Linked DNA regions of Mus musculus: regions 1 and 2 are each linked to region 3. A link is a contact called in ENCODE Hi-C data. All regions are on one chromosome and are shown on one strand. The core of a region is the stretch at or near the end of the contact, and the rest is flanking DNA. Distances in the headings are between cores, read along the strand shown. Region 1 holds the start of Rb1cc1 (RB1-inducible coiled-coil 1). Region 2 holds the start of Mrpl15 (mitochondrial ribosomal protein L15). Region 3 holds the start of Hjurp (Holliday junction recognition protein).

What was found. Hi-C counts contacts between places; a loop is a spot of excess contacts on that map.
Region 1: a loop to region 3 is called in a map of regulatory T cell, with 5 times the contacts of the local background. The contact joins the promoter of Rb1cc1 here to the promoter of Hjurp in region 3. A Hi-C loop is called at or near these places in 3 of 37 maps with a recorded cell type or tissue (T-helper 17 cell and regulatory T cell).
Region 2: a map of T-helper 1 cell shows a loop between it and region 3 (6-fold over the local background). The contact joins the promoter of Mrpl15 here to the promoter of Hjurp in region 3. A Hi-C loop is called at or near these places in 2 of 37 maps with a recorded cell type or tissue (T-helper 1 cell and T-helper 2 cell).

Annotation. Positions count from the first base shown.
Region 1 is chr1:6,213,397-6,216,278 of GRCm38, forward strand. It overlaps Rb1cc1 (RB1-inducible coiled-coil 1), which reads left to right and starts at 1,266. Exons shown (of 24, transcript NM_009826.4): 1 at 1,266-1,561. 4732440D04Rik (a long non-coding RNA gene) reads right to left here. Exons shown (of 2, transcript XR_001778783.2): 2 at 1-2,004.
Region 2 is chr1:4,784,398-4,787,411 of GRCm38, forward strand. Mrpl15 (mitochondrial ribosomal protein L15) reads right to left here and starts at 1,329. Exons shown (of 5, transcript NM_001177658.1): 1 at 1,176-1,329. The coding sequence starts at 1,280.
Region 3 is chr1:88,276,156-88,279,029 of GRCm38, forward strand. Hjurp (Holliday junction recognition protein) reads right to left here and starts at 1,424. Exons shown (of 8, transcript NM_198652.2): 1 at 1,219-1,424; 2 at 1,064-1,130. The coding sequence starts at 1,314.

The sequences.
Region 1 (2,882 bases), core at 16-2,515, about 82 Mb before region 3:
CCCTCTGGGCCATCTCACCGGCCCTGATTTTCCTTTTTCTGTGTAGCCTTGGCTCCCTGAAGCTCATTCTGTAGAGCAGGCCTCAGCTTCTGAGAGAAGGGATTAAAGGTATGTGCACCACCCGGCCAGCTTTGATCTTCATTGTTCTAGCTAGACTGCAATATAGCTTACATTTGTTAATATACTAACAATTTTTCTTCTCTTTAGTCTTGCCAATTCACTACTTCCCCTGGTGCACAAAAATTGAGTGCTTGTTCTTTTTCCATTTTTGCTTTATTTGCTGGTGTAATGTACTAAAATTCCAGTTTAAAAAATACTCAATATGTATAACAGTGTGCATACAAGATTTTTCTGGGATATGGCAGAAGTGCAAAGTTAAAAACAAAGTGAGATAAGCAACAAGCTCCTTTCTAAACAACTCTTAAAACACAACTACTGTTTTTCCAGTGTCTATCACAATAAAGAACTGCAGATCTCAATCAGTTTAATACCCCTTATGTCTCATTTTGTCGGGAACCGCTAACTGTTGGCTTAGAGAGACCATTCCTAAACTTTTACCTCTATCAGATATTCCTGGGAATAGTAATTTAATACGTGTTTACGTCACATAATTGATGAGCCTGCTTGTAACAAACATCTTCTCATCAAACTCAAGTTTTGTAGTTTCAAGTCCTTGCCTAAGCCCGAATACAAATGTAATGTTCTCATAAGCTGACATTCTCTTCTCTAATCTTGATGCTGTTGACCTATTATCGACCTCAGTATTGTTCGGTCGTGCCGCTTACAGTACAGTCCACTTTGCTTCGGTTCCTCTTCTGGACGTGCTCTTTACTTACCTGGTCTGACTCTGGGCCGCCCCACCCTTGCAAAGATGCCAGGCATACTTTCCGAGTAGCCTGCCATTCTGGCAGTCCCGGTACGAGTGGCCCAGGTGACAGTCGGCTGATTTCGGGGCAGCAGATGAGGGCCCCAGATCTGTGCTGGTGCTCACTCGTCAGCCTCCGGTTCCCCTGTTGGGGCTGCCCCAGGTTTGGCGAGGTCGGTCTGCCGCGGCCAGAAGGTCACGCTCACCTTGGGGCCGTCCAAGGCAAGCACCGAAATACCTTCCAGGGTCAGGGAAGGACAGACAAGTTGCCAGCCAGGGACTACGCTCGCCGACCGAGCCGCGCCCGTCCGGCCAGCCCAGCGACTTCCGGATCTGCGCAGACACCTGAGTCACCCCTCCCCCGGCTGGCTGTTTCCCGGCGTGCTCTGCGGCGGAAAGGCCGAGTCGACAATAACAAACCCCACGGCGGCCGCGACCCAGCCCTGCCAAGCTCTCAGTGCCTCGGCCGGCGGACTCGGGTCCCCGCGCGGAGCCGAGGGGCCGGAGCAGCGGCTGCGCCCGACTCCCATCCTTCCGGGCCTCGCCGGGTACTCGGCGGCTGGGCGCCGACGGTTGTGTCGGTTGGCGGCGCCGCAGGGGCGGTTGATAGCCGCCGCCGAGGCCAGGGCGGCGGCAGAAGATGGTGCGGAGGGCCGCCGGCTGTGTTGCTGCCGCGGGCGGAGGAGGCGCTGCCGGGTAAGTGCCGCCCCTGCTCCCATCTGGCGGCGGGCTTGGCCCGGCCGCTCAGCACCTGACGGGTTCGCCGGAGCGTCTGGCGGCGCCGGCTCGGAGGGTCGCCGCGGCAGTCCTACGGGGACCCTGAGGCCCGCTGGCCGCTGACAGGATCGCGGGAGCGGCAGGACGCCGGTGCTCACCCGAGGCCTGAATCGCGGCCTCCGTCTCCAGGGCTCGGTGCACTGGAGTGTCGGGCTCGGGAAACCGGAGAGGGTTTGGGCCAGGGCCGGAGTGCCCTGACGGGAGGAACCTAGAGGTGATGCCTTTGTCCCGACCCCGGAGTGCAAGCATCGGTGTAAAGTTACTCCTTGGAATGACTCAGCCTCGCTCGCCCCGCAGATGGATTTGGGGTGGGGGCTTATGGGAGTACCAAAACTTGGTACAAATGACAGCTTTCGAACGTGCTGTCAGTACTTTCTCTACAGAGTGGTGGATGTGCTATGGTGACTGTTTATGGTTTCGTAATCCTGTCCCTTCCGTCATGAGTCTTTAAAATGTGATCATTCCATGAACTGGTACATAGGACTGATGCCACGGAACACTCGTGGACTCACTTATTGATAGAGTCCCTGCAAGACATTCAGTTGGGTGCGGATGTTGACAAGTCTATTATGAGCGTTAAAATTTATACATTTTGCTAACCATTTTCTGTAAAGAATTGGTGAGACTTACTTATCTGAGGGTTTGCAAAGCTAGCAAGCAGTTTAGAAGCAGCCTAAAAATGAACCAATCTGTGTTCCTAGTCAAATGTTGGTACTGTATTTCAGTAGGTGGTTTTTCTTTTTGGGGGAGGGGATCTATAAATGGACTTGTTATGTGTGAAATATTTTATTTAGTCTTATTACCAAATACAACGCAAATCATCGCTTTCCAATTAAGTTTTTGTTATGTTTTTTAGCATTTATATCTGTTTTAAACGTTAGCCAAGGCTTAGAAGGTAGCTGCTATATTCATCTCAACATTCCAGGAGGCTGAGACAGAAAGATGGCTTTAAGTTATTTGAGTTACTCAGTAAGTTAAGGTGGTCTTGGGAATCATAGCGAGAACATGTCTTGAAAAAAGAAAAACAAAATAAATGGTATTTACATAGTTATGCCATGGGTGTGTCAGGCCCATAATGTAGCATTTACATTGATAAATCTTATTAATGTAATTGGTTAGTGGACTTAGGCAAAATTTAAAAATTTTGTTTTATTTTGAGTTAGGGAAGACAATGAAGCAGCCCTCTGCCTGGAGAGAAGAGGGTTCTCTTGGGGTGGGGGGAGATGGAGGGAACAGGCAG
Region 2 (3,014 bases), core at 79-2,578, about 83 Mb before region 3:
TGCTATCTGCTAGGTTGAGGCAGGAGGATTCAAAGTTCAAGGCCTGCCTAAGCTACAAAAAAAGGGCAAGGCCAGCAACCCCCAATTTTCTGAGAGTCTGTCTCTGAATAAAGCATTTAAAAATCGGGAAAGGGAACCAGATGTGGTGGCGCATGCCTTTAATCCCAGCACTCGAGAGGCAGGGACAGGAGGATTTCTGAGTCCGAGGCCAGCCTGGTCTAAAAAGTGAGTTCCAGGACAGCCAGGGCTCTACAGAGAAACCCTGGGGGGGGGGGGGGGGGGGGGCGGTGAGAGGGCATCGGGAAAGGGTTTGGGATTACAGCTCAGTGGTATAGTGTGCTTGAACAAACAAGCTAAGGGCCTAAATTTAGTCTTCAGGAAAAAGCAGCTGGAACGGAAAAAGAAAATCCTAGAACTAAACAGCCAAAACGAGGCTTGAGTGACATTAAATGTTTTATTTTTAAATTAATCGTAAATATGTAATTAGATCACATATGGCTAAGGAAAACTCCAATTTTTGCTAGGGACACATTCTAATTTCCTAAATTCCTAAAAGATAAGCTCCTGGCAACTTGTCCCCCTCCACAGAATTGTAAAACTGATGTGAAATGATTAATTGCTTCGGTAAAGTTCCTCATGTAGCTGTAAGTTCCCCAGAAATAAAGTAATTGCGACCTTTCAAAGCCCTCCACCTTCTACCCCTTTAACCTGGGCCTAAGGGGAATTGTGGTTGGCTGCACTATAACATTAAAAAATTGGCTAATTACAACTGGATAGAGTCGGGTAGTCTTTCGGTGTTCTCTAACTCCGTAACATCTTTCCCTTAATTGACTTTGTCAACCGCCCCCCCCCCTAAAAAAAAAGCCGTATATTAAGTTACTGTAAAAGCCGAGCAGCCGACCCACAACAGTTTTCTAGTTGCACCCTGGGTTGCACATTGGCCAGCTGGAATGTAGAAAAAACACTGGGATTTTTATAACGACGATAGGCACTTGCTAAGCAGTTCAGTTTAAACGCAATTTTGGATGAATCGTCTGCAGTTCCCGAGTGTGTACCCTCCGCCTGCTTAGCATCCTTAACACTGGGCGCACGCGGAAGGGAGCCAGGCGCCCGCACGCGTCCATCGCCAGAGTGACGCGGCCCCTGCACTCCCCGCACCGCCGCCAAGCGTTTACCCGTTTTCTGGAGTTAGGACTGGGCTTCAGGTTGGCCAGGCTCACTCTCGGCAAGGACCGCAGCAGGTCCAGGCTGGTCCCGCAGCCGCGCGCCGTGCCAGCCATGACCCGCGGTGCTTCAAGGGCGCCCAGGAAGCGGCGTAGACTCCGCGTTGCTTTACGGCTCCGCCCGGCCCCTGTCGCGCTGCAGCGGCCGTACTGCCCCGCCCCTGTCGTGCTGCAGAGCGACCGCATCCGCGTCGGTAGGCTATGTCTTCCAGCTTCCAGGCTTGATGTCTTTTTACTTCGGGGAACTGCATCAACTTTTGTGAGATCATGCTTTATCCTCTGGCTTTGGTACCATTTTGTGAACGAAAACTGTTCTCTTCTGCCCTGTAATGACTGAACACGCTGTACGGTAAAAGTGGGGCCTCATGAAGCGAAAAGTAATCCAAAATGATGTGAACAGGTTCAAGCTTTGAGACTCTGGTAATTCAACTGTTACAGTGCCTGGCTCTAGAATTAATTGTCTAATTAGGTTCAACCTAATAGCGTGCCTTGCAGTTAACGATGGGGGGTGGGGCATACTTAGCTCCTGGGGTATGCCAGAAACTGAGTTAAAGTTAGCCTTACTAGATTCATATAAACAACCACGCTAGAAGCGAGGTGTGGTTTTATGCCTATCAGATCGACCCAGCTGTCACAGCAGATGGTATAGATAGGATTCAAAGCTAATGAACTTAAACTGCCAAACATATATTTAACTCTCCAAATTAAATGATTTTTAAAACTTGTCTTAATACAAGTAATATAGAAAACAATGTGTTCATTTTTATATTCTTTTTCCGTTCCACTGTCTTGCTGGAGAATTGCTCCTACCAAGCTCTATCAGTTATATAGTGAAGGTGAGACAATTTAATAAGCAGCTGTTTCTAACTCAAATAAACCTTTATTTTTATTTTATTGATTCATTGTGAATTTCACATCATACACTCCAGATCCACAATCCCTCCGTCCTTTTTGCCCTTGCAAACCCCCCCCCCCCCAAAATAAAAATAAAGTTTAGGAAACCTCATCGTGAAGCTGTCGTGTGTCACAGTGTGTCCTACAGTATACCCTTTTGTCCATACATTATTACTTGCAAATGTACATTGCAATGAGTCATTGGTCTGGTTCTAGGTCTCTGGCTTCTGCTACACCAATATTGGATCCTCACAGGGACTCTATTCGGTTATCCTGCTATTGTCCTAGGTCACTGAGATCCTGCAGCTCTGGATCAGCAGGACTAGCTAGCCCTTTCACATGTTCCAACAGGTTACACATAAGGTAGATATCGGGGTGAGCTACTCAAAACCATGGATTTGGGCCTGGGGCCAGAGCCTGCTGGTCATTCAACATGGAAACCACGACTTGGGGTATGAGGATGATTATAGGAAAGGCAAAAAGAAGATGGAAGAGACAGATATGGGAGGGCTACAGGTCAATACCACCACTAGCAGCAAGTTTACTTTCTCAGTGTCTTTTAAAGGCTAGCAACAGAAAGCATGACCAATTCCAGGAAGTTAAACAATGAACATGAACATTTATGTGATAAGTGTATGGTACACACTATCCATGTTTGACTAAGGCCATTTCCTTCAGGCTTGGACAGTCTCTCAAGGACATATGTAAAAGCAGAGGAACTTGGCAGGATATAATGCATGTCTTAACTAAAAGCAAAAGCATGTTAGCAGACTCATTCATGATTAATTACAAGCAAGAACTCAGCCAACATTAACTCTGGAAGTGCTCCCCACATGTCCCCTTTTTATCTATGCAAGCCAATGAAATTGAGGAAAGCCAAAATACTGTGTTGCATTT
Region 3 (2,874 bases), core at 174-2,673:
TGGACTTCAGTCTACTGCATGTTAGGAAAGGCCGCGCCAAAAACGTGTCTCTCAGAACAATCAACAAGATGAGGGATTCATGGCAAGCTTGCTAGGACATAGATTTGTTAACCGACAACTGCAGCCCTAGGTGTCTATGTGTTGGCCAGACCTCAGGGAGGGCTCTTATACCAACTTGTATAGTCTCAAACTCTTCAGCAACTTCACTGTTCTCATATAACTGACATCAGTTATATATCACTGACAGAATATATCATTGAAGACAGATGGGCAGTCCAAAATACTCCAGACACTGCCTACCCCTTCACAAACAGCCGCAAGAGCACAGAAAAGCCAAGAGTCAGACAGCACACTTATGGATTCCTATATTGCTGTGTCCTGATCCCATCCAGAGAAAAGCAACCTCTTTGTAGAATTAGTTCAGTTTCTGCTTATTTAAAATGCTTACCCAACACGTGCCCTGAACAGCCAATAAGACAAAAGACAGACTGCACTTGTAGACCCCTGGCAGACTGTGATCCGAAATCCGATTTTATCAATAAATTCAGACAAACATCAGGGATGGGTCTTAGGGAAGGATACGACCTCATCAAATAACAAACTTATCCCAGTTAGAGAACCGATGAGGTTTAAGGTAGTAAGTACACTCACAACATTAAATAAAATGCGTCAGAGGTGGCAGATAATGGGGACTGTCCAAAACAGATGGGTCTACATTTATACAGCAAAGCCCATGAGAGCGGAGCAGTCCTGGGTGCTGTTCCAATGGCCTGACAGGTACTCTGGTGATGTTATACACAACCATACGGCTTACCCATGATTGTCAACATCCTTATTTTACAGAGTCACTTGTACCGCTAATCAATTAGCTCGAACTTCCATGCCAGGCATTTTAAAAAACCAGGCTGCACTGTGTCTCCAGGCATTTCTTTCAGAGAAATTAAATTGGAAATCAGCAACTCAGGGATTCAAGGTCCCTAGGAGCAAGGGGGACAAATGCAGCATTGCAAATTCTAGGCCCACTGTTCTGGCCCAGTGCCAACAGGAAGGGAGGGCTTCGTACCCTGGGGCGTCTCGTAGGTTAACGTCCTCATCTCCACCAACGGGTCGTCCTCAAAGGGCTGGTTGTACTGCGGGGAAGGGAGAGCTGGTCAGACTCCGGGGCGCTGGATCCCCGCCCACCGCGCCCTGCCCGCCTCGGCCGCCGTCCCAGCCTACCTTCGCTATCAGCCGCTTCATTAACGTCTGGAAGCGGCTACTGCTTTCCTTAAGCTGCTGATGCAGCCTGCGGTCCTGCCGACCCATAGACTCCATGGCGTACGTGGCTCTCTGCCCGGCACTGCACCCGCCCAAGCCCGTCCACAGATCAAACGTGGCGCCCCGCGCGCTAATAGGGTCTTTCAAAAGTATTTACGCAACCGATCCTGCCCGCGTTTCCGGCCGCCGCTCCCAGGGAGCACTTCCGGTGGAAACGAGAAGGGGAGGGACGAGAGGGAGGGTCCGCCGGAGCGGGTGGAACATGCGCATTACTTCATGCGGCACTCCCGCGTCCCCTAGAGGCTTCTGGGTGAGTTGCCTGTCAAGGCTCCTTCCTGGATCTACCAATTTCCCAGCTCTTGGGAAGGCTTGGGGAAAGCCAGATCCAAATAACGGTCCTGAAAGGAGTCTGGAAAGCCAGTGTTCAAAAACAAGACGCGTGTAAATGTGCTGAACGATATTATAAACGTGACAGAATCTGTGATTTTTATCCTAGGGTTTTAAAATAAACTTTCTCTCCCATTTCTGATTATAGGCTGTTTCTTGATTGTTATCTTGTTCCTTGAGGGGGTAGGTAATTTGGTGTCCATTTTATGAGGGCATTTACTTCGATTAACATTTTAGAACATTTTCAGAATTTTTGGGAGGGGTTGTCTTCTGGCAGAGCTGGGGGATTGAACCCCACTAGTTGGTTTTACTGTGACTTCATAACAGCTACATTTGTTTGCGGGTATTAACGTGATTATCACGATATGGGAATTAATGGAATCATTACTGAGTATCAGGAAGTCCCTTGAGGTGCCTCTCTACTTCTCAGCCTGCCCCCATAATCTTTTCATGCTGTCCCATTGAAACTGAGGGAGGGAAGAAGAGCTTCCAGGCTCATAGACTGTGGATGCCCACGCAATGTATTTGCAACAAGCGCGGAAGTCTCTTTCAAGATCCTGGGCTTCTGGGAGGGCCGTCGGTCGTCCGACTCTCCTGGGATTGGATGGCGGTTGCCTCATCCAATCTGTCCCTACCCCAGTATGAACCTGTTGCCTGTGGGGATGTGAGAAGGTGTTGCTTCAGAACGTTGGTGGTGGCGTCAACTAGATATGCTGTTCTGTCTCCTGAGCACCTCCAAGCCTTCCCCATCCTGATGGCTGAACTTCTCTGCACTGCAAGCTTAAAGTAAAACTTTCCTTCCTTATTTTGCTTTTTGCTAGGTGTTTTCTCACATTAACAAGAAAATATCCGAGACTCTGTCAATTTACAGATAATTTTGACTTCACATAGATCATTCACGACTACTGTGTTAGAAAGAGGCATTAATAGCTCATCAAAGTATGTTTAGTCAAATAGGCGGAGAAGGTTTCAGAATACTGATTGTCATTGAGAAAAATCAATTAAAGCATTTACATATACAAAACAGAACAGGTAATTTGGCCCAAATACTTATGAAAGTTAAGAGGGACCAAATTAAGTATTAAATAATAATAAATATAATATTGTAATAATAAATCTTACCAAGGGTTAATGATAAGAACATTTAGTAAGAAAGCCCTTCAGGGAAAAGGACAAAGGTCAGAAATTGTCAACAAGAGAGGAGGTGCAATGGGCAGTGCTCTGTCTCAA